Regions from separate parts of the Homo sapiens genome. Here region 1 is linked to region 2. Evidence: chromatin loops called from intact Hi-C (ENCODE). Cell type or tissue: endothelial cell of umbilical vein. All regions are shown on one strand. Each heading gives the region's core, and the rest is flanking DNA. Links, peaks and the distances in the headings are about the cores only.

The links. Peaks named below come from ENCODE experiments on the same cell type or tissue, not always from the same donor. Only the 100,000 strongest peaks of a DNase experiment are listed, where the experiment ranks them.
Region 1: a loop joins it to region 2, with 8 times the contacts of the local background. A loop is called at or near these places in 1 of 110 quality-filtered maps.

The regions. Positions count from the first base shown.
Region 1 is chr9:95,016,492-95,029,110 of GRCh38, forward strand. The region is part of intron 13 of AOPEP (aminopeptidase O (putative)); the gene reads left to right. Among named protein-coding and RNA genes, the nearest start is that of MIR6081, 43 kb to the right of the region's middle. RefSeq lists enhancers at 1,323-2,522, 6,788-7,987 and a silencer at 12,396-12,546. In endothelial cell of umbilical vein, for the core only: no CTCF peak of the experiment used is centred there; DNase peaks (open chromatin) are centred at 7,290 and 7,980; H3K27ac peaks cover 1,967 bases.
Region 2 is chr9:94,923,775-94,936,393 of GRCh38, forward strand. AOPEP (aminopeptidase O (putative)) reads left to right here. Exons shown (of 17, transcript NM_001193329.3): 6 at 212-401; 7 at 4,651-4,757. AOPEP-AS1 (AOPEP antisense RNA 1) reads right to left here. Exons shown (of 2, transcript NR_147614.1): 2 at 3,246-5,089. Among named protein-coding and RNA genes, the nearest start is that of AOPEP-AS1, 15 kb to the right of the region's middle. RefSeq lists enhancers at 3,532-4,321, 4,322-5,110, 5,827-6,327. In endothelial cell of umbilical vein, for the core only: no CTCF peak of the experiment used is centred there; a DNase peak (open chromatin) is centred at 5,777; H3K27ac peaks cover 1,938 bases.

The sequences.
Region 1 (12,619 bases), core at 5,814-8,313, 94 kb after region 2:
TTTGGCCTCCCAAAGTGCTGGGATTACAGGTGTGAGCCACCGCGCCAGGCCCTTTTGTGATTTTTGAATGTTAGGTTGTCATTCAGATAGCATCCCACACGTTTCCAGCACCACAGATATAGCATGACCTTTTTTTATTGAGATGGGGTCTCATTCTGTCACCCAGGCTTAAGTCCAATGGCATGATTATGGCTCACTGTAAGCTCAAACTTTTGGATTCAAGTGATCCTCCTGCCTCAGCCTCCTGAGTAGCTGAGACTACAGGTGTGTACCACCATGTCAGCTTTTTTTTTTTTTAAAAGAGACAGGGTCTCTATGTTGCTGGTCTTGAACTACTGGCCACAAGCAATCCTTGTGCTTCAGCCACCCAAAGTGCTAGGATTACAGGCATGAGCCACCACTCCCGACCCTGGCATTTTCTTAGATAAGGTAACAGTAGTCATTTTATGTGGCCTCACTTGTAACTACAAGTCACATAGCTCATGCTATTAATTTATAATTATATATAATTATATATATAATTTATGTATATATAAAATGTGGCAATTTTCTACCATTAATTTGGTGTCCAAGAGGAGAAAAAGCTATGAAGGGCATGAGACATTAAACAGGAATGGCAGAAAGAATCCAGGAGAAAAGCAGAATGTACCTCTGGATCCTATTCGTATACAAGTGGGTTTCTGTTTTTTTTTCTCCCTAACCATCACACATACATAAGCTTTAGTTTTCAGTGTCAAAGCTATACAGTCACACATCACTTAATTATGGGGAAATGCTTCATGTGGTGATTTCATCATGGTGAGAACATCATAGAGTATACTTAGACAAACCTAGATGGTAGAGCCTATTGCTCCTACACTTCAAATTTGTACAACATGTTACTGTACTGAATACTGCAAGCAATTGTAACACATTGGTAATTATTAATGTATCTAAACCTGTCTAAACATAGAAAAGGGACAGTAAAAATACAGTATTATATTCTTATGGGACCACCGTTGTGTATGTGACCCATCGTTGACTGAAATGTCGTTATGCAGCGTGTGGCTCTACCTTCAACATTTACTCCTGATGACAAAGGTAAAGATTGCTGAGTGCCCCCACAGACAGCAAAGATGGTGATTCTGAGTCTCGCTCTTAATGACTTTCTTGAGTTATATGTCATGTATACGTTACATGCCAGGAAATTCATCCACAGACAGTTTGTTGAGTTTTAAGAAATGCTTATAGTTGTGTACCTGATACGACAGTCCAGTTTTAGAACATTTCCATCACCCAGAAAGTTCCTTGTATCCATTTGTAGTCAATCCCCATTCCTCCTCCTAGCCCCAGGCAAGTACTAGTCTGCTTTCTGGTTTATAGTTTACCTTTTCTAGAAATTTCATGTAATTGAATCATACACTACTCAGTCTTTTGGATCTGCTTCTTTCATTGTAAAGTTTGAGCTCCAGTGGTGTTGCATGTATCACTAGTTCCTTTTTATTTTAAAGTAGTTTTGCATTGTATGGATATACTACATTTTGTTGATCCACTTACTGGTTATGAGATGTTTGGAATGTTTTTTGCAGTTTTTGGCTATTATGAATAACCCATCTGTGGACACTGGTATAACTGTCTTTGTGTAGACATATGTTTTCATTTCTCTTGGGTGGGTACCTAGGCATTGAATGGCTTGGCTATATGGCAGGTATATGTTTAACTTTTTAAGAAGTTGCTAGACTGTTTTCCAAAGTACCTGTACCATTTTACATTTCCACCAGCAGTGTTTAAGGTTTTTAGTTTCTCTGCCTCCTTGTCAGCTCCTGGTATTGTCAGACTTCTTTATTTTAGCCACTCCGGTGGGTGTTCAAACGTGCTTTTTTATACTTAACATTTTATTTCTTGAGAGGATTTGAAAGTGTCTAGATACCTTAATGCTGCTCGTGTCTTCCATTTTACAGACCAGAAGGCATTGGCCCAGTAAATGGGAATCTAAATGTCTCACCCGAGATTCCCAAATGAGTCACTGAGCCTAGAATCTTCATGCGTCAGTTGGAGTTGTAGCAACCTGCTTTTGTTCTGTCAACTATTGTGACTCAGAATCCTCTCTGTCCTTGTAGCATTGTTAGGTGTGCCTTTCTTTTTATCCTTTCAAAATCATCTGTTCTTATCCTCTCTGGAATTGTGTCTGATGACATGCAGCTTGTTTTCTGCAGAAGAATGCTAGTGTTGTGGAGAGGTTCTCTCTGCCTCTTGGCTGCAGCACACAGGCGCTGGGTGGTCAGACCTGCTTCCGAGGCTGTCTCCACAGTGACTGTGCAACCGCATGTCATCCTGTGAAAGGGCAGATACGTGCCTCGTCAGAGCCTTGTGGGAGTTAGTGAGGGGACTTCTCTAAGGCAGCTAGTACTCACTCAATACTTAATGCATCTTAAGGCACCTCTTCACAGAAGGCGGTGGAAGGCTGCTTACGTGATGGCATGTGGATAGCGATGCCATCCGTTTGTTTTTTTCTCCTCCATGACAGAGAAGCAGGAAAACATTCCTAAATTTATTTATAGACGTTAAAAAAAAATCAGGCTTGGTTTTTTCCTGTAACTGTTCTTCAGCCGGCAGCAAGTATAGCAGCAAGTATACAGCAGCAAGTATACAGCAGCAAGTATACAGCAGCAAGTACAGCAGCAGCAAGTACAGCAGCAGTACTTTATGAGTTGTTGTGTTTATTCCCTGCCTTTTGGCTTTACTCAAGAAAACCAGTTGTGTTTCTCAGAGCAACTGTATTGTTTTATTTGCCACTCTCTTCACTTTGTCCATTATAGTACAATAGATTGTCCTTGTCCCGTCTCCAAATTGGAAGCTCCCTAGGTGGTGGTCAGGCTGTTGATGAGATTTGTATTCTATCAAAGCTCCATTTTAGATAATCTATCATCATTTTTTATACGCAGTAAGTCGCTGATTTTGTTTCTTTTTTTCAAACAGTTTTGATTTGAAGTTCCTTTAAAGGCTGTTGGAGCTTTTGCAAATACCCAGCTAATGAAAGGCACTTAAGATTGGGCCCATGTGCATCATCACATTGAAGTTTTCTGTCTAAAGGAAGGTTCCAGCTACCTGTTACCCTTTTGCTAAACACAGTTGCAGTGTTGCAGTGTATTTCATGACAAAAGTGTACTCTAGTTTTCTGTGAAATGATTATTTTCTCTGAAATGATTCTTGGTCATGTTGAGCTTCTAAATGTTAAAGAGAACATAGTGCTTTTGACCTGTGGAAATCTCATCTTGGTACCATGGTGCTGCACAGACCATCAGGAAGAACTGAAAAGTTCAGGCAACTTGAGAAAATAAAGTCACCACCAGCAAGAAGCTGTCTAAAATAACCGGAAGATTATAACCCAAGCACGTGGAGGAGTGTGCTAGTGAGTAGAATGTTATGAAAGCTACTAGAGGTCCTCCATAGATGCATGTGCTAGTCCTAAGGAGAAGGAAGAGGAGAAGGATTGCCACGGAGGAACACCTGAAGTTTCAGTTGAGCACTTTGTTTGGAAAGTTGTCCAAGGCTGGAGTTGTGAGAGCTGGGAAAGACCTCACAAGCTTCTCTAATTCAAGTCCTTGTTTCACATATGAGAATGCAGAGGCCCTGAGAAGTTGATTCCCAGGCCTGCATGCTGGCCTGGAACTAGAGCCTGGGTCTCCTCTTGCTTTTTCCAGCTGTCTGCCCAGGTAGCTCCCCAAGGCAGGCATGGAGGCAGAGCTGCTTTGGGTTCCAGGTAAGGAGAGATGTGTCCAGGTGGCCTTTGTTGTATTGTGGGGCACAGACACTGAGGGAGACAGGGAAAGGTCTGGGAGACACAAGATGGTACCCCAGAAGGCCATCCTTTGTAGACTAGACACACATCCAAAGGGAGGGCTGTTTCCTGGCTTATTGAGGACTTTTCCATTTGGGCTAGAAGTAAACTGAGTCAGATTTTGAGAGATCAGTAATTCCAAAGAGCAGATAAGGATTCTATAGTAACACAGCTGGGTTCACTGCACGGGTTGATGTCAAATTGTGCTTTTCATGTTACATTAGTGGATTTTACAAGGCACAGATTATTTGACATTTTTGTGATGCTTGTTATAGACCAACTGTGACATGACAGTATTATTTAAAAAAAAAAAAAGAAATATAGGGCCAGGCATGATGGCTCACGCCTATAGTTTCAGCACTTTGGGAGGCTGAGGCAGGTGGATCGCTTGAGCTCAGGAGTTCAAGACCAACCTCGGCAACATGGTGAAACCCCGTCTCTACTAAAAATGCAAAAATTAGCCAGGTGTGGTGGTGCATGGCTGTGGTCCCAGCTACTCAGGAGGCTGAGGTGGGAGGATTGCCTGAGCCTGGGAGGTGGAGGTTGCAGTTAAGCCGAGATTGCGCCACTGTACTCCAGCCTGGGCAACAGAGTGAGACCTTGTCTCAAAAAAAAAAAAAAAAAAGACATAAGCATGACCAGATAAATTGACATTTTGTTTTGAAATGCAGTAATGGCACTCTCACAAATGACCTTTTCACCAGTCTGTGCTGGTATTTGTAAATATATATGTTAGTATTGTTTTCTAAAATGCAAAGCTGATTTTCATGTTTATATATATTCATACCTTGATATATTGCAATTTTAGAGTTTCTGCAGTCTGTCTAACTTGGCTGTTTGTTCATAGGCCAGATCAAACTACCCTCATTCCCCAAAACTTGGATTGTGAAGGGATTAGTGCCCCAGAACTCTCTGTGTTACTGGCAGGGCAAAATGGGTAGGAATAGTCTGGCTTAGGGAAAAAGACATATTTTCTCTCTAACACAACTGGCAGATACTGAAGTGGGCAGGTGGCAAGAAAAGGCAAGTACTGAGCTGATTCAGACTTGCAGAAAGCTTCCTCTCCTCCTTCTTAGCAAAATGAAAGGCTCTGGGAAAAGGCACCTGCCTTTCCCTGCCTTGAGGATCCTGGCATCCTTGAGTCTTTATTGAAGATTAATTTAATGACTTGGTCAACAATAGCATTACCTAATCACAGAGCATCAGATTATCATAAGACAAATTTAAATGATGCCGAAGTATCTTCCAGCAGAGGATTAGTGATGTACCAGCATGCATGTGTAGCTTGTGTGGGTGTGTGTGCATACAAGCATGCACATGTGCGCACACACACAGAGAGTCTAATTGGCCTTTGTCCTCTGAGCAGGGGGCAGGTTTGGGCTGGGGCCTGCTGTGTGACCACAGTCTCCCATCTTAGATTGAAGCTACATCGCTGTGTGCATCTAACTCTTGATTCACGGTCTGACCGACGCCTTGGTTTCTGGAGAACTGCCCTCGTTTATGGAAGAGTCACTGTCATCAGGAGCCATCCCAGGGAGAGGCTCAGTGGGAAGTGTAAAGGTGGAGCAAGTAAACCGGCTCCAGAAGAGAAGGCGAAGAAGGACTATTTCTGTTTAGATTTGCTTAACCGCATTTTCACTTTCTTGGGAACCCCTGATGGAGTTCAAGGTCATAGAAGAGAAGAAATCAGACACTGCTACAGGACTCTTGCTCTTGGTTCAGATTATTCAATGGGAGGGGAGAAGAGAGTAGTCGCAAGTGATTGTTGTAGATTTTGTCTCAGCTTTTTGTTTTTCTTTGTATCAAACCTGTTTTGAGATCATACACTGTTACAGAGAAAGAGAGGAGGCATATTATAAACGTGTGGACTTCAGTGTTATTCCTTCTCTTCAAAATGATGTTCCAGGTGTCTAGAGGGTGAGGTATGTCATTTACATGAAGGTTAAGAATAAAACAGAAAGTGCCTCTATGGTATTCTTAGTGGGGTTTTTTTCCTCTGAAAAACTGTTGCCAGCATATTTGGGAATACATCCTTATATTATTATTTTTGAGATGGGGTCTCTGTCGCCAGGCTGGAGTGCAATGGTGCGATCTTGGTTCACTGCAACCTCCACCTCTTGGGTTCAAGCGATTCTCCTGCCTCAGCCTCCTGGGTAGCTGGGACTACGGGTGCCCGCCACCATGCCTGGCTAATTTTTTTTGTATTTTTAGTAGAGATGGGGTTTCACCGTGTTAGCCAGGATGGCCTCGATTTCCTGACCTCATGATCCGCCCGCCTTGGCCTCCCAAAGTGCTGGGATTACGGGCGTAAGCCACCGCGTCTGGCCTATTTTGTTTTTTTTTAAAGACAGTTCATTATTGTCTATCTTAATATGTTAGAAATCACTCAAAATAAAGCAGCTGTTTTAACAATAGCTCAGTAGAAATAGTTTGTTGAGAGTGTTTTACTTCCCAAGAAGTTTTTTGATGTAGTTTTCTTAGCAGGAAAAATGTTTGTCTGTTGTGGATGGAAACATTTCCCCCCTTGCCCAGAACATGTGTGGTTTCCATTAACTTATTTTTCCATAGAACTTTGGCCATGGCTGTAGCTGATGCTGTGGGTCACCTGTGCTATTAGGGTTAAATTGAGATCTTAAGGTACCTTTCTCCCCGCTGTAGTCCGGAATGACATGGGTTTGTGATCAGACAAACTGATTGAAATCCCACCTTTTTGCCCCTCACCGGCTTTTTCACGCTGGACCGACTCGCTTCTCTAAGTCTCAGTTTCCTCATCTGCAAAACAGACTTCACGGGAAAACATTTTGCACAGAGCTGCCCCTGCATCATGGGTCACAGACAGTAGTAATTAATGTTACTGGGGAATGGGCTTTTCCAGTACTGTTTTCAGACTTAAAGTCATTTGTTATCTGTGGTGTGTTATGGGAACAGAAGATGTTCCTGAGAGCTGATAGGAGAGACCAGGAAGTGTAGCTGCAGGAAGAATGACGATGAGGGCACGTTTGGAACATCAGCGTGGCGGATGTGGGCCAGCTGAAGTGTCCCCAGCATTAAGACTGGGAAAGCAGCCCAGTCACTTCTCTAGTGGGTCCCAGCCACAGGTGCAGAGGACGCCTGCCTCCCAGGCAGACCCAGGAAGCTGCCCCATGGGGCCACTCTGCCCTAGTCAAATACTGCCTCAGGTTCAGTTGGAAGTTTCCAGTCGGCTCCTCCAAAGGGAGTTTTAGTTGAAGTCACTAGAGCTGTTTTATTGATTTTGGTTGAGGTCTTTGTGAGCTCAATTTACAAAAAGTCTGGTTATCCACAAAAAAATGCTTGCTGGTGTCCTGAGCAACTGAAGAATTCCAGAAACCTTTCAACAACAAGTGTTGAGATCTCCCCTGACCCCCGCCTCCCAGCAACTACAGAGGTCTGAGTTTGCAGTAACTATTATTCTTGTGTGGAATTGGCTCTGGATCGTTAATAAGTTTCCCTGAGCGCTGACTAACAGAAACCCACTTAGTCACAGAAGAAATGGGTCCAGTGTTTGTCCCAGCTATGAGTAATGGGTTATGCATGATTTAAAAAGGCTTCTCAGAAAGGCCTTGCTTATGTAGTCAAGGATCAATATTTTTGAAAAGAAGTTTTTATAGGTAAGCCATAACATTACTTGATAATCAGACATCATTTTCAAGTAGTTAAAAGGGTCATTGGATAAAGCTCAGTGGACCGACACTGGCTTCCTAATTGCTAAGGGCTGAAACTCCACATGCCCTGTAAATTATGAGCATGCTTGAATTTTTTATGGGAAAAGAAATTATGGTTTTATGTCGGATAATTTTCATGTCAAATGTTAGATCAGCCAGCCGGCTCTATCATCCAGGCAGGTTGTTGTTTTTCCCCACCTGATCCCTGCTTTTCCTTGAGAAGTTTATTTTAAATGGAGAGTCAGGAATGAGAGAGAACGTAGGATAGGAATGAATCATGAGAAAAATGCCACCAGTTGTTTTCCATAGTCCGTGTCCTTGTTGGAATATCCTTACCTTTGTCAACAGAGAGTAGCAGTTCATCCACAAGCTCGTGAGCAGCCACTGGCAGCACTGCCTCCATGAGGCCTCGGGAGCATTCTCATTGTTTTCTCCAGGCTGTGCTGTTCTTCCCCTCAGCCTTGAGAGTGACCAGGGATCTCCTAGGCCTAGGGAAACGCCACCTGGTCATTGGCCAGAGCCGTTTCTAGATATGGTATCTGACCCCTGTGTGAGTACCGACTGCCCAAGAGCTGGCAGTAGTTTTGTACTCTGAGCCTGAGCGTGTGGCCCCACGTTCCATGAGGCCTTTGGCCGGTTTGTTTGCCAGAGTGTCTCTGAGAGGAGGGAGAATGTTGGTATGGAGAATAATTTTATTGCTTTCTTCTCAAAATAAAGGAAATACTCAAGGGAATGGTGGGAGGGGAGGGGATAAATATAGCGTTTCCGATTTCCTGCTTCCTCTACTCTTCCACAGCATTTCACTTTTCATACGGTTAGATTTTCATCCTATCGACTTCAGCTAAAAATAATTCCAACCATTTCTATCAGATTGGCCCTCTTATCATACTTGTTATTATTTTGCTTTCCTATTCAAAACCTTTTTTTCCCCTTAGGCCAATGAACTGTTTTACTTTATTAGCTTCATATTTATTTATTTGTTATTGATGGATAATAGGTATACATAGTTTTAGGGTACATGTGATTTAGTACCATCATATAATTTATAAAAATCAAATCATTATATTTGGGATCTCAATCAACTTAAATATTTGTCTTTTCTTTATGCTAGAACCATTCTCAATAGCTTTTCTACAGGGAATAAAAGATGGTCTACAGTGCTCACCTGCTGCACCTGGTGCATGTGTCATGGTCTTATGGCTGGGGCAGTCTTGGTGTCCTGGCTTTTGGATGGTCAGAAATTCTGGCTTGTCCTTGTTCTTCCTTCTCCCGTGATCCATTTTCCCAGCAGAGGCCATTACATATGCTGGTGTCCCCCTACTCCTTCCAGCCTTCTGTTAACAGATACTGTCAGCCCACAGCCACTGCAGACGTGGCCCATTGCTACTTCCTTGTCCACAGCAACAGTGCTGGATACGGCTCAGTGCCTTGTCAGACAGACAAGAGTTGTTGATGAGTCTGCAAAGCAGAGCTGGTAGGTTAGCTGCCAGAGCTGACCCCACTGAGCAAAGCAGTGAGTTTAGTAGGTACTTGGCAAAAGTTAATTCATCAGGAGTTGGGAGAAAAGGTGCAAGAAAGGTCGTCTTAGATTATTGGGCATGGGCTGCCTGCTTACCACATTGGTATTTTCGTTTTGTATAATTATTAAGTTGATAGTGATTTTAACAAATAAAACATAACTTTGAAGTTTGGGAGGTAAGTGACTTGTGTAAGGTTTTAGGTTACATGAGCTAAAGATAAGAATTTCTGTAGTGTCATTTCCTAATTGTTCAGAGTGCCCATTATGCTTAGCCTAGGTGTCTTGCTTGGGTTAGCCCATTCTAAAAGTCGTGTGTTCCTAGGGCAGTGGTCATGATCATCACTGGACTCTGCCAGTTCCCAGGCCCCAGCACTGCCTCCGCCGGCAGCAAGCAGTAATAAGTAAGCTCCGAGTGGTTAAGCCTAATAGGGCTGTGACCCAGTTTGAACTCCGTAATGAGGAAAGAGCAGATTTATTTGCTCCCCTGCATGCGTCCCTCCCCCGTGTTCCTTTATTATCTTTAGAGGAAATTGAATAGCAAAATTCTGCATTCTCATAATGCTAATGGACTGATGTCATCTTTTCCACTCTGAAGTCAAGAAAGTAAGAGAAAACCGGAATATAGATTTAACACTTCATAGCTACCCAGGGCTTCAGCACAGGTTCTTTCTGTGTATATATATGTTTTTAACAACTTTAAGGCGTAATTTACGTGCCATAAACAATTCACTGATTTTAAGTAAGTTAGCTAAGTTGTGCAACCATCACCACAATCTAGTTTTAAAACATTTCCATCATCCCAGAGAAACCCCTGGCATCCATCACTAATCACTGCCTATTTCCCCCTCTCCTCATCCCTAGGCAACCTGTAAATCTACTTCTTGTTTCTGTAGATTTGCAGTTTCTGGACATTTCATATCAGTGGAATCATATAATACATGGTCTTACGTGTTTGTTTTCTTTCACTTAGCATAACGTATTGAGGTGCATGCATGTCGCAGTGTGTATCGCTGTGTTCCCTTTATTCCTGGACAGTATTCCATTTTATGGTTACACCACATTTTATCTGTCTGTTCACCAGTTGATGCACATTTGGGTTATTTCCAGTTTAGGGCTGTAGTAATGCTGCAGTAAGTACAGATGAGTTGTTAAATGAACATATGCTTTTACCTCTCTCCGATAGATGACCTAGGAGTCACGTAAGTTGAGTAAATTTATATGAGCAGTTGAGTAAATGGAGTGATTTAAGAAGCCTAGATTGTTTTCCAAAGTGGCTATACCACATTACCTTCCCACCAGTGATGAACAAGGGTCCCAGTTTCTCCACATCTTTGCCATGAGCTATAAGGAATATAACCTTAACTGTTGACTTGTTTTATATTCTTAGGTACAGAAGAAAGCTAGGAACTATTTTAAGGTATTTACAGTTTTTCAAGCATTGTTAACACATGTTAATTAAAACTGTAGGGTGGGAGTGGTGGCTCACGCTTGTAATCCCAGTACTTTGGGAGCTGAGGCGGGTGGATCGCTTGAACCTAGGAGTTCGAGACCAGCCTGGGCAACATGGCGAAACCCCATCTCTATAAAAAAATACAAAAGTTAGCTGGATACGGTGGCATGCACCTGTGGTTCCAGCTACTTGGGAGGCTGAGGTGGGAGGATCGCTTGAGCCCAGGAGTTCAAGGCTGCAGTGAGCTGTGACCACACCACTATACCCCAGTGTGGGTGACAGAGCCAGAGTGAGACCCTGTCTCAAAAAATAATAAAATAAAATAGAATAATAAAATAAATAAACTTGTAGTCTTTGATGCCTATCCTCCCTACTCTCTAGGTTCTACCACCAGTCATGCATGCAACAGTTAAACACATTCCATTTAATTATGTTTTTTTCTTGTGGACTTGATATAAAGTATTGAGTTGATGTGTGTATGTGATATTGTCTAAATTAAATTTACTTTGAGGAGTGATGTTTTTGGTATTTTGAATTCTTTTTTTTAGTTCTGTTACTCAAACCAATGTTTGTCAGTTTGTATTTCTGATTATACACATTGTTTTAATATAGAAAAGACACACATGTGTCTGTAGAGCCATGTTTTGGGGTGCTTTAAATAATTAAATAGTGAAGTTCTAGGTGTTAGAATTTGGTAGCTTTTAAGGATTCTTTATTAAAAATGCAACTAGCAGTATCTGTATGAATCTAGGCTATCTCCAAAAGCCTTGCAAAAGTTGTGCAGGAAACTTTATCACATCATTAGAACATGGCAGGGGTTACTACGTTTTCAAGTCCAAATGACCAGAGTTTCTCATTATTTTTGCTTATTCTAGAATTTGCAGGTATTTTTAATTTTGGCAGTGAGCAAATCAAGTGAACCTATTTTTCTAAATAAGTCGTATCATCAGTCATGACAGAGCATTCCGGTGAAATAACCCTCTCGTCGTGGGTGAAGTTCAGGACCACCCTTTGGGTCTCAGCAGAATCATGAGCCTCAGAACACTCATTGCAGGCCTGTTTATCTTTCAAATTTGTGCTTGTCCAAATATTCTGAAGCGGGGCATGCAGTCTGTCAAGAGGAAAAGATGAGAGGCATTCCAGTTCACACCTAGCACCCAGGTGCCCAGTGCCAGAAGTTCATGGGAGGAAAATAGTGACAGAGATGATTTTCTTAGGGTCTGATATCTGAATAAACAACCTCAACTGAACACAATTTACATCAATTATTTTGGCCTCCAGAGGCACTTTTGTCATGTGGTGGCAGTTTGTTATAAAGGAACGGTTCTCATAGGGCAGAATCACCCTCGTGGGAGTGATGTGGGTGCTTTGTGATCGGGGTGCTTTGGCCGTGGGTGTATGGAGTCCAGGCGCACTATGCCTGTGGTGCACAGTGCATTCCAGCAGACTGGAGAATTACGTCACTACCCACACAGCCTTCAGGTGCCAGCTGGAGAGCTGTACAGGTGAAAAACTGGTGTCTAATATTTGGGCTTAGAAATTCTTTTATGTACACAGTTTTAATATTGACTCAGGTTTCTGGGAATGAGTCTGAAGGGTAAATCTGGGAAGATTGTATTTTGTTGAATTTTTCCAAGAGTTACTTGCCATTTCAGAAAATCTCTTTTGCAGTGAGAATGCATTTGTGATGTTTGAGTGACCACCTGCCACAGCTGCTTCAGTTTGCATTAACAGCTGTGTGTTAGTGGGGATTCTCCAGGCAGCCCATTGCTTCACTGTTGTATTTAATTGGGTACTCAGGCATCAGCTTGTAAATATTGACGTCCATATTAATGCTTTATAACTCACTTTTCCTTTAATTCTGCTTTCTATTATAGATAGAGCATTGTATTAGAATTTCCCTGCCCAATTGTGTATATTATTTGTGTTAGGTTATCCAAGAATTCCGCGAGAGCCATTGGCCCCAGATGTCCGCAGTGTTTTGGTCCATATTACTGAGATACTAGCCTAGTGTGTCTGGAAGGCAGCGCCAGCTGGTGAGGAACGCACATGGGGCAGAGTTTCCAGGTAGCTGTGTGGGCAGGTGCTGTGTGGCATTGAGCTGTCCTCGTTTGCTGAAAACTGATTCTCTCAGGGGCTTGCCTGGG
Region 2 (12,619 bases), core at 4,517-7,016:
GTTGGCAGAAACGGCCACCTGAACTACAGCCAGAAACATAAACTGCCACTTTATTTATGTCTGAAAGCATCTAAGCCGCAAGCCTATCTGTCATGATCTAGCATGCACATGATAATAACAGGCTTGCCAGGCTAGGAAAGCTGCCCCATCGGATGGCCATGAGGACAGGCTCTAACAAGACTCTGTGCATTTTCTCCCCCATTATCCACAGCCCACACATCATGTTCCTCTCTCAGAGCATCTTGACAGGAGGGAACCATCTCTGTGGGACCCGCCTCTGCCATGAAATTGCCCATGCCTGGTTTGGCCTAGCCATCGGGGCCCGAGACTGGACGGAGGAGTGGCTGAGTGAAGGCTTCGCCACTCACTTGGAGGATGTGTTTTGGGCCACAGCACAGCAGGTGGGTTAAAGTGACCCTAAGTATTTCACTACCCAGAGTCAAATTCCATTTCTGGTCATTTGCTCACCCAACAGCTATGGACTGAGGGCCTACTATGCACTAGGCACAAATTTTGCTGGGGAGATGGCTGCATAAATAAGAGAGGGAAGCCCCTACTCCCCACAGGATTTACAATCTAGAGATGGGAGAGAGAGTAGACAAGTGAATCAGTAATGGGTCAAGTGTTGGAGTACTGTGAAGAGAAATGAGACCCATAGAGGGGCAGTGGGTCCTATTTTAGAAGGTAGTAAGAGAAGGCCTCTCTGATAAGGAGATATTTGAGCAGAGATGTGAAGAAAAGGTCATGCTATAGCATACTCAAGCACTTCTTTGTGGTTGTGATTGTGGTGACTTGTGTGTGTGCAGTGTATGTGTGTGTGTTTTAAATAAAGAGATTAAAACATAAATCCAGAGTCATCTCAGATGTCTGCTCACAAGTAGTGAATGAAGAATGAAGCAGGGGCGGTATAGATTAGGGAATGGTGAGAACTGTGGCAAACTGACAGCAGCTACTCAGCTCTAACCAATTGTCATGGTGAAGGAAGGAGGGCTCAATATAACCTACACTATTAGTTTTTTAAGGTAACTTATAATTCTGGACTTTTATGTGAAGTTTACTAATTTAAAAAATACCACGCAAGACAAACATACCCAGAAGCCAGACCTGGTGCACACGCTCCCAGTTTGCAACCTCTACCTTAAAGCATTGGCCACCAGTTCCAATGAGGATGATAAGCAACTAAGCTGCTTCGTGCTTACTTTCAAGTTCCTATTTTTGTTGTTGTTGTTGTTGTTGAGACGGAGTCTAGCTCTGTCGCCCAGGCTGGAGTGCAGTGGCACGATCTTGGCTCACTGCAACCTCCACCTCCTGGGTTCAAGCAATTCTTCTGCCTCAGCCTCCTGAGTAGCTAGGATGACAGGCACATGTCACCATGCCCAGCTAATTTTTGTATTTTTAGTAGACGGGGGTTTCGCCATATTGGCCAGTCTGGTCTCGAACTCCTGACCTCGTGATCCGCCCACCTTGGCCTCCCAAAGTGCTGGGATTACAGGCGTGAGCCACCGCGCCCAGCCTCAAGTTCCTAATGTTTAGGTCACTTTTTTCCCCCTGTCATCTCTGTCCCTTATACACTGGACTATTTGGCATTTTCCAAAATTCCCAAGTTTGTGCATACCTGCATGATATTGTTCAAGGTCCTTTGTCTGTTGAAATCTTATTTATTTTTCACTAACCAGCTGGAGGTCACCTTCTCTAGCTAGCCCAGGCTGATTACCCGGCTCACAATTCAACACTACCCTCCTACACACTGTGGGTTCCCACAATACTTGGTGCTTACCTTTTTAAACTTATTTTATTTTTTCTTTTCCTTCTACTGTGTCATTTCCTTATCCTCACACCTGGACTATACCTGCTTTAAATTGGAGCTGGGTCTTGCTTTTCATACCCTGGCCGTGGACCCAGCAGTGTGCACATCAGTGTCCCCTGCCACATGGAGTCCTGTGAGGAGAGGCCACATGATAGATACAGAAAAGGCTCTGGGGTCTGAGTCAGACAGACTTCCAGTCCTGGCTCTGCCATTCGTTGGCTCTGTGAGTATAGGTAGGTTAGGTAGCCTCCCCAAGCCTCCGTTTCCTCATTTGTAGAATGGATGTAAGAATGCCAAAGCTTGCAGGGTGAATGGGATCAGGTGTGAATGAGCTTAGCACAGTGCCTGACACGTGGAGAATGTACAAGAAATACCTGTTCCCTTCCTCTTTGTGTTTCCCTCCGTCTTACACACAGGCATTCAGCAGGGGTTTAATATGAACGTGCCTCTATCACCATCTCTTCCCTGGAGTGCCTCCCTTCTGAGACTCTCAGATTCGCGCTGGTCCTGGCAGTTGTGGTGCATTCCAGGCATCTGATCATGGAACCTCCAGTTTTTATCTCCTGCATCTCCAAAGAGTGCTCCTCCTTACCCTTCCCTTTGCCTAGACTTCTAGGAGGCCACTCCTTAGTCTGCTGGCTTGGTCCTGCCTCTTGACTGATAAGTTTACATAGAGAAGTAAACACTAAATATTGTCAGAATTCCGAGGTAGGAGAGGACAGGTCTGGGCGGGCCTGGAAAGCCTTTGTGGAGGCGGTGGCTTCTGTTGTGAGCCTAAAGGGACAGCAGGAGCTGAGCTTGCCCTGTTGCTCTTTTCCCTTAACATGATAGGAGTCAGCCCCCTCATCATCCTTGGAGGTACATGCAGTAACTCTTCGAGATGTGAAAACATGAATATCCCTGAGGCAAAATTGCCATTCTAGATTCCAGCACAAAGTTTGAAACATTTCCAGAGCAAGTCCGCCAGGCTGACCTCTCCCTTCAAGTGCGAGACTGGGCTGTTGCTGGCCCTGGCGAGTGCCTGCCTCAGACCGTCCAGGGAGTGGGGGAGTGCCCTGTGGGGCAGGGGTGGGTGTGCCACCTCCCAGGTGCTCCTGGCCAGCAGGCCCCACCCGGGAGCAGGGCATGAGGATACAGGGTGACAGGGGTCACCGGGGTCACTTTGCTGCCTGGGAGACTGTGCTCTGCAGCACTGAGCAGTAGAAAGCATGGTGGGGCCGGGGGTGGGTTGCGGGGGACATGTGAAATCTCAACAAGGTGATGGAGACCACCTTCCACTCAGAGAGGCATCCGCAGGGATTTGTGAATCAAGTCAGTCGCAAGGTTGGATGGTGTAACTTGTCATCAACCTGGAGAAAGTCTAAATGCCTTCACAGACATATTAGTCTGCTTGGACTGCCATAATAAATACCAGAGACTGGGTGAATTAAACAACAGACGTTTATTCCTCACAGTTCTGGAGGCTGGAAGTCCAAGACCAAGGTGCCAGCAGGGTTGGTTTCTGGTGAGGCCCCTCACTCTTCCTGGCTTGCAGGTGGCCACGAGCTGCTTTTTCTCTGCGTTCTCATATGGCCTTTCCTCTGTGCATGCAGAGAGAAAGTACGCTCTGTTGGCTCTTCCTCTTCTTATAAGAACACCAGCCCTGTAGGATTAGGGCCCCACTCATGACTTACTTAACCTTAATGACCTCCTTGAAAGCCTTATCTCCAAATACAGTCACACCGGGGTAAGGCCTTCAACACATATATTTTGTGGAGACACAGTTTAGTCCATAACAGCAGGCACATGGGGTCTGAGGATCGTCTGGCCTCTGCCAGCTTCCCTGCACCTTGCTCCCTCCCAGAATGGTAGTCTGCTCCAGGCCTGACCATATGCCTTGCCATTCTCTAAGCACATCACACACTTCCTGGCCCGACGTGCCTTGCAAGTGCTCTTCCCGAAATCCCTCCTCCCCGGCCGACTCCTCCTTCCCTGAGGATCAGTGCTGTCACCACCACCTCCTCAGGAAGCCCTGGTGGGCAAGGGGGCATCTGGGTTCTCCCTTCACCTCTCCCGTCACCTGCTCTCTGATGTTAGTGTTCCTGCCCATCTCTCCCTCCCCTGGCTGCTGCCCCAGGCCCTGTCTGTAATGTCCCCATGGCCTAGCAGAGACTCAGTAAATATCTGTTGAACGAATTATCAGGAAAGTTTGATTTCCAGAAACACCCGTGGATAGACGTCTTCCCTCCCCAGTGGGTGCTCTGCTGCCTTCCCTCACAGAGGTCGGGGCCGTGTGGCCCAGTGAGCACACCATGGGACGGCAGCTGGTTCTGACTCAGTAGGGCAGAGTGTGATGGCCTCCCCTCCCCCAGAGTGAGTCCAGGCAGCACTTCTAGTTATGTGCACACAGAATCATCTGGGTTGCATTAGCAGGCCCCGCTGGAAACAGTCCTTAACAAAATTGAGGGCTGGGGAAAATCGGAGGTGAACGGTGGGGCCTTCCCCATCCTGTGCAGAAAGACAAAGCAGGAAAAGAGGACAGATCAAAGTGGAAATGGTCCCAAGGGAAGCCCACTCTCTCCAGACCAGGTGTGTGTCGGTGGGATGGGTGGGTTCCAGAACAAGGCGACCTCCGCCAAACAGCAGGCCCAGCTCCACGGCCAGCAGCACAAGCGAGCGTGCACGGTTGGTTTTTTGTTTTAGGCACTAAGAGGCTCCAGTGGCCTTTAGGTTTCTGATGGAAGCAAGGTGAGAGCAGGGGCAGGCTATCTTGTCCCCCATTGAAACAAAGTGAGCCATTGCACCAGGACCACAACAGTGACTGTGTTTTGTGCATGTGTGTCTGTGTGTCTGTGGCTGAGCAGCTGGCCCCCTATGAGGCCCGGGAGCAGCAGGAGCTGAGGGCTTGTCTGCGCTGGCGTCGCCTCCAGGACGAGATGCAATGCTCCCCCGAGGAGATGCAGGTGTTAAGGTAAAGCTGCATGGTGATCCACAGCCCTCTCATTCCCCTCCTTCTTTCCTTCAAGACACCTCCCTGCCAACTGATGACATCTGCTGTGTTTCCTTTTTAAATTAAGTTGGGGTGGGCTTCTTGTCCCCCAGATGTGATGGTTATGTTCTAAGTCTTTCAGGGCATGCGTTTCGATTTGCCTTCCGTCATTTTCCTGGTGACTGTTTAGGAAAAAACTAGCATGAGGCCATTTCCGGGGGTCAGATCCTTCGTTTGAAGTTCTAACAGTCACTTTACGTGGTGGCTGCGGATGTGGCGAGGGTTGGGGTTTGGCAGCCTGGCAGACAGTAAACCTATAAAGCCAAAGGGGAAAAAAATCTTTAGGAAAATATTGATTCCTAAGTGTTTAGTGGTCACAGATGTATGTGTCAATGGGCCCTTTTGTTTCCATCGTAGCCCAGCAGGAAGCCTCTGCTGCTCCCCTGTGCAGCAGGATTCCATGGCCAGCTCCTGAGTTTTGTTTGTAGACTGTGGCTTGTGGCATGTGCAGGATTATTTCATGCCATTTTTCCACGTTTGTCCCTCTCTGCTTTGCTCCTTTTCTTTGTGAAATGTTTATCTGAAACCTGGTACCTAGGCTCCGGGAGCACTGTGGTTGCTATGGCAACAGGAGGTTCCATCACCTCCCCTCCTCTTCCACTAGAGTCAGATGTTGGTAATCTGCCATCAAACAGGTGGGGAGGGATGGCCATCCAGGAACTGCTCCTCTCCTCGCCTGTTCTTAGATGGCCGCCCTGAAGGCCCATCTACTTTCCCAGGCAGAGGCCTGCCTTGGATGGTTCTGCTGTTGTTGTTTGTTTTTAAATATACACCCCCACTTCGCCTGACTGTGACTGAAGCCTAACGCAAATGCACCCCAGGGAGGGAGCTGGCTGGGACTTTTGTGCAGCACTGCAGAATGTTGGGGTATGGCAAGCTGCACCCTTCCCACAGCAAAGTTCCCTGCGCTTGCACGCTAAGGCGGACTCCCAAGTTGACTCATCCATTGTTTCGGAAAGGAGATCTAGCGGAGGGAAGTGGAGCGGGCCAGGAGCCAGGAGACCTGTGTTCCCGCCCCAAAGCCATTGTTCCAGCATCTTTTCTCTTGGCCAATGCTGATTGATCCAGGCAGGACAGCTACTCCTATGGCCAAAGTGAACATGGCCCCTGCTCTCACAGAGCTTCCACTTAGCAGGGACATGGCTACAGGTACCGGCCGGTCACAGGTGGTGCGCAGCACTGTGAGCAGACTGCTCGGTGATGTCCATACTAACTGGAGGGCGGCGCATAAGGAGGTGGGGAATTTCTCTCTGAAAATGAGCTGCCTTGTGCATAGCCTGCCTGAGGTGGGAAAGGCCTTCATGTGCCTTAGGGACAGAAAGAAGGGCAGTGTGGCTGGAAAAGGGACTGAGGGCAGGGGCCAAGAGAGGCAGGCAGGAGCCAGGTCACACGAGTCTTTCCCCAAGTTCTTCAGAAGCTGCTCCAGGACCTTCAGCAGGAAGGTGGTATGATCTGCTCAGTATTTGGACGGTGCTGCTCTGCTGCTGTGTGGAGAGCACCACAGGCAGCCGACGGAAAGCCAGGAGAACGGTTGCAGCCTTGCAGTAGTCCATGCAAGAGGCCCTGGAGTGCCTGTGACAGATGCAAGACGCAGACCTATTTGAAATGTGTTTTGGCTGTGGAACGGGCAGGTCTTTGGTTGATTGAATGTGGAGAAGAGGAAAATGAGTGTATCCAGAATGACTTTGAGGTTTTTGAGTTGGACAGTTGGGTAGATGGTGATCCCATTTGTGTGATGGTAAAGACATGAGGAGGAGCTTGGAAGGAAAATGAAGTTTCCAGCTTTGCATGTGTTAAGTTTGTGATGACCAATAGATATTCAATATTATGAACTTTGGAGATTACAATTCAGGAGCTCACTGGAGAGACTGGAACATTCAGCCTATAAAACCCTTTAAATCTTGAACACAGTGAAATCCTCAGGGAGAGAGGAAAGTGAGAGAAGAGGTCAGGAGGAAGAGGGGGAGCCAACAGAGGACTCTGGGGAAACCATTATGTGTTTCCCCAGAGAAAACCAGGGCACTAGGGGCCATGGAAGCCAGAAAAGAAGCTGAGGCAAGCAGGTGGGAGTGGCTGATGTTGGAAGCTGCCTGGGGGATGAAGAGGGGCGAAAGAGAGAGAAGTGGGACTACATGGGTGATGGAGAAGGAAGTCAGGCTGAAGTGGACAGGAGCATGGATGGGAAGTCAGGAAGCGGGGCTGGTAACTGTAGGCTCTGTGAGAGGGGGTGTGTTGGCCCAGGAAGCGAGACTGGGAAGGTAGCAGAGGGACATGAGGGCCAGAGAGGTTTGCTTTCAGGTAGGGCGCCCAGGAGCATGCTTACCTGCGAGCTGCCTCACTGTGCAAATCCCTTCACCTCTTAAAGGCTCAGTCCCTCCACCTAAGAGGTCATTTCCATTACGTCTCTTAGTCCCTTTGATCCCTTTGGTTTTGCATAACCATAGTCCTTCAGTGGGGTAGGGGCATCTCAGTAAATGTGAGTTTTGGTGAACTGTGTTTCCAACTTGTAAGCAAGTTAGACTGCACCCTGGGAAGTCAGTTCACACATGAGGAGGGCCTCATCTCTGGCTTCCCTGGAGCCTGAGTCAACCAAGCTTCTGATGGCCAAGATCTTTTCCTTTGTGTGTGGAGTTGGGAGAACAATCTAGTATTTTTAGACCTTTGTACTAGACAGTTTTTTATGGCATTTGCTTTTCTTTGTCTTCGTATTCAGAAATTTTGTTTGCCTAAATTTAGGCTAACCATGAATTGACTGCATTTGAAAGGCTTATTGCACATCAATAAGGAAAATATTGTTATCAGATGTACTTACAATGAGGAGGAAATGTTTCCGAACCTGCCCTGAATTATATAGTCTAGGTTTCGTTTACTCCCATCCCCTAGAATTCTCCCTTAAATGGACACAGAGAACCTGGAAGTTATTGAAAGTAAAAGGAAGAACCAGACTTGTAAAAATTTGTTCTCAGATTTTGTTTTCAATGAGACCTTGGGAAAGAAGTCCCTTAAAAACAATCAGATGCTATCTTGTTCTTTCTTTCAAGATGCCCCATGGTCTTGAAATGATGGGCCATAACAACGTAAAAATCTCGCTTTATGTCTTGATAGGTTTCCACATGTTGGCGGATGCAGTGGAAGCTTCTCTTGAGATCTTTGCCACACTGTTCAACATGTTTGACCACTCTGTCCTAAAAACGCTTTCTTCTTAAAGCACTTTCTCCTCCTGGCTTCTGTGTGTCTTACTCTCCTTGAGTTCCCTCTGCCTCTGTGGCCAGTCCTTCCTCACCTCTCTTGCTGGCAGGTTAACAGTCTCCACTTCAATAGCCCAAGGCTCAGAAAGACTGAGTAATGCGTCTAACCTCCTCTAGCTGATAAAGAACCAAGGCTCAGAAAGACTGAATAACGTGTCTAACCTCCTCTAGCTGATAAAGAAGAGAACAGGGATTTAAACCCAGGGACGGAAACTCTTCTCGGTTCCCTATACCATATTCCTGTCTTCAGGGAACTGAGAGCATTTAGTTGCATTAAAACAAATAAAAAAACAAACAAACAAAAAACCTGCAGGTATCTTGGGCTCTGGAAGGACATACAGGTCAGGGTGAAAAGTATGCTTGGTCCAAGCATCTTTTTTCTTTTAACACATGAAGTATGTGTCTTATTATTTTAAAAGACATTGAGAAAAAGGAACATTCAACATTCTCTTGGTTATAGATACTGGAGTATTAACAAAGTGAAAAGAGAAAAACTAAAATTTTGTTTGGCTCTGACTTACTAGTTTTAGTAATTTATAAGAACAGCTTTCCATTTGTGCCTTTCATACATCCACTGAGTCATGAGGTTTCATCAAATGTTTCTTTTTTTCTTTTCTTTCTTTCTTTCTTTTTTTTTTTTTTTTAAGACAGAGTCTTGCTCTGTCGCCCAGGCTGGAGTGCAGTGGCATGATCTCTGCTCACTGCAACCTCTGCCTCCTGGATTCAAGTGATTCTCCCACCTCAGTCTCCCAAGTAGCTGGAACTGTAGGCATGTGCCACTATGCCCGGCTAATTTTTGTATTTTTAGTAGAGACAGGGTTTCACCATGTTGGCCAGGCTGGTCTCAAACTCCTAACCTCAAGTGATCTGCCTGCTTCGGCCTCCCAAAGTGCTGGGATTATAGGCGTGAACCACTGCGCCCAGCCCAGATGTTTCTTAGATTGACTTTGCTGTGTTTCCTTTGTATCCGATGTGTCTGAGATTGACTTCCTTGTAAGTCATTCGTTAACAGGTTTCTTGTATTTTCCTAGCCTTCTCAGCCTTCATTGGCTGGAGAGCCTGTAATGTGGCTACAGGCTTCTGAGGCAAGACGATTTGCTCAGTTTCAAAATGTTAGGGGTCACATGCCATTTTTCATTTGTTAATTATTGAAGATGTCTTTCCCACAGATAAGACCCCAAGGACTCTCCCAGACTCTTCATCTCCTCTCTGGCCCTGGGCAGAACTCTTCCCCAGGCAAAGTCTGATTTCAGTGTTCCTTTCTGTCCTGCCACTGTTCAGCTCTCTCCTGTCATCTATCCCCTGCCTACAAGGTCCCCTCCTGACTCGTGCAGCAGTGGTGGCTCTTGCCTGAGATGCATGGCAGCTTCCGAAAGGCTCGCCATGCCTCCTGTCTCCAGGGTGCAGCTGGATTCCGGCAGCTTCTGCCTAAGTGCTTTCAGTTAGCACACTCTGACAGGCCCCAGGGATGGAAGAGCTAAGGTGGCAGGGTCAGAAGAAATCTGTTGTTTTTTTATTGTTTGTGATTTATTATGACTTCTCTTTTTTTCTGGATTCATTGTTAAATTCAAGCTCCTGCTGAGGAAAACGTTAAAATGTATCGCTTTAAGGAGGTGCAACAGGCAGGAGTCTATGGAACTCTTAATCTTAGCTGCTGCCTCCACTTTGATACAATGCTAGATAAATGCGAGCATCTTTCCCTAACCTTCCTCCTGAATGCCTCATCCCTTGATCACAAAAACATCCCTTAATAATAGGGGGAAAACCCCAAGTATGTAACCCTATCCATAGCCAAAATAAAGTCTGCATGCCACAAGTGTTGTGAATTTGTATGATGCCTACTGTACATTCCACTTAAAATAGGAAGCCTTTTTTTATTTTTATTTATTTTTTTTAATTTTTTTTTTTGAGACAGAGTGTCGCTCTGTCTCCCAGGCTGGAGTGCAGTGGCGCAATCTCAGCTCACTGCAAGCTCCGCCTCCCATGTTCACGCCATTCTCCTGCCTCAGCCTCCCAAGTAGCTGGGACTACAGGTGCCCGCCACCACACCACGGCTAATTTTTTGTGTTTTTAGTAGAGACGGGGTTTCACTGTGTTAGCCAGGATGGTCTTGATCTCCTGACCTTGTGATCCGCCTGCCTCGGCCTCCCAAAGTGCTGGGATTACAGGCGTGAGCCACTGCGCCCAGCCATATACCATCTTATTTTTAAATTGAAAGCTTACAGGCTTCAAGGAAGAGTCTGATAAGGAGAGAGGAAAATCTCAGTTTCATCTGCTTTGGTGGCAGAAGCTCCAAAACGGAAATGTCCTGGGGCCCCTGCCCAGTGCACCAGCTACCTGAGGCCCTCCTCCACCAGGACCTGGCTCTGTCGTCACCCACGGTCCTCTGTCCTCCACCCTCCCTCCCTTCCCTCTCCCTCTCCCTCTAACTGCTGACTATGCTCACACTTCTCCCATCTTTTTTTTTTTTTTTTTTTGAGACAGAGTCTGGCTCTATTGCCCAGGCTGGAGTTCAGTGGCGCGATTTCGGCTCACTGCAACCTCTGACTCTGGAGCTCAGGTGATCCTGCCGCCTCAGCCTCCCAAGTAGCTGGGACCACAGGCACGAGCCACCACACCCAGCCTCTCCTATCCTTAATAATCTCTCCTTTAAACTGCTGCACCCTCATCTAATTATCAAAACACTTCTTGTCTCCATTCCCACAGCTCTTAAGAACTTCCAGTCCTCTGGAATCTGCTTTCTGCTCTCACCAGTACAGGAAAACTGTTTTTTCCTTGGCTCATTGTGCCCTGACAGTCACCAGATTATGGAAGCAAATTTTATTTTTAATCTTTTGAGACTCTTCTGCTTTGTTTGGTACTGTTGACAGCTCTTCTGGAAGTTTTTGTCACTGGCTTTTGTGGCAGTCCCTCACCTGATTCTTCTTGCCCTCTGTCATTCCTCCTCCATCTCCTTCGAGGTCTGCCCTTTGCCTGCCTGTGTCTTCAGAGCTGATCTTCCTCGGGGCCTCCACACTCGGCTGCGTGTCCTCCCAGAGTGGTCTCATCTAAACCCCCATCTTAGGTGGGAGTCTCCAGGTGCAGACCCTGATGCAAGGGGTATGGGAAAGAGATTTATTAGGAATTGTTCTGATACGGGTTGGCTGTGTGTCCCCGCCCAAATCTCATGTTGAATTGTAATCCCCAGTGTTGGAGGTGGGGCCTGGCGGGAGGTGACTGGATCACAGAGGTGGTTTGTCATGGTTTAACACCATCCCCCCTTGGTGCTGTGGTCACAATAGTGAGTGAGTTCTCATGAGCTCTGGTTATTTAAAAGTGTGTGGCACCTTCCTCCACCAACTGTCTCCCTCCCGCCCCAGCCATGTAAGATGTCCTGCTTCCCCTTTGCCTTCTGCCATAATTGTAAGTTTCCTGAGGCCTCCGAGCAGGTGACAGCATCATGCTTCCTGTACAACCTGCAGAACCGTGAGCCAATTAAACCTCTTTTATTTATAAATTACCCAGTCTTGTGTATTTCTTTATGGCAATTCAGGAACAGACTAATATATGTTCCCAGGAGGTGGAAAGGGAAGGGAAATGGAAGTGAGGAGGCCAAGCCAGGGTGCCGTGACATCAGGCCAGGTCATGCAGGGTTACTCTGGAAGAAGCATGGGTCACCCTCAGTTGTTCGCATCAGGCAGTGGACCCCCAGGGTGCATGTACCCCTGCACTTGTCTCATTGGTTGGAAAAATGTACAGTCCCAGGTGCTTCCAGCTCCATGTGTTCACAGGAAAGACAGGCTCAGGCAACCCCAGGGCCACCCTCTGACGAAGAGTCGCAGAGAGCATGCCAAGGGCTGGTGTGCACACGGGTGGGGTGTGGGCATGGCCGGCCATACCCCCTTTTAAGCCAAAGGCTCCCAAGTCTCCACCAGCAGCCCCACTCTCTCTAAAGATCAAGCGTGAATGCTTAACTCCCCGTTGACATCTCTCCTGGTTACCCCACAGTCATCTCTTACTGATCATCCCCTCTACCCTGCTTCATCTGCTCCCCTCCCATAGTGTTGTACTCATCGCTGGTGGCACAGGTCCACCCACAACAGGGTAGGAGACTGGGAGCTCCAGCTCCTGCCTCTCCTTCACTCCTTCCCTGGGAGCCATTGCTAACAACTGCCAATTTCATCTCCTAAGGATTTCCTCAATTCAACTCCTCTTCTCCACCCCTAATACCACTGTCTCTCTCTTCACCACTTGCTTGTAGCAGTCCAACAGCCCCAAAGTGTTTTCTATTTTCTACTTCTGGTCTTGCCCTTCCTTGCTGCCACCAGAGAGCTCTCCTTAAAACACCTCATGGTTCTGCCACCTCCTTGCTAAAACTCTCCAAAAGCTTCCCCTCACCTGCAGGAAAATCTTCAAGCCCCTTAGTGTGGCATGCAAGTCCCTGCACATCACCTCTGTCCCCCATCTCATCTCTTGTCGTTCTTTGCTTTACCCTCTCCCTCCAGGTAGCTCAGAGACCCCTCCTGTGGTAGTCAGCTCGGGCTGCCATAATAAGTT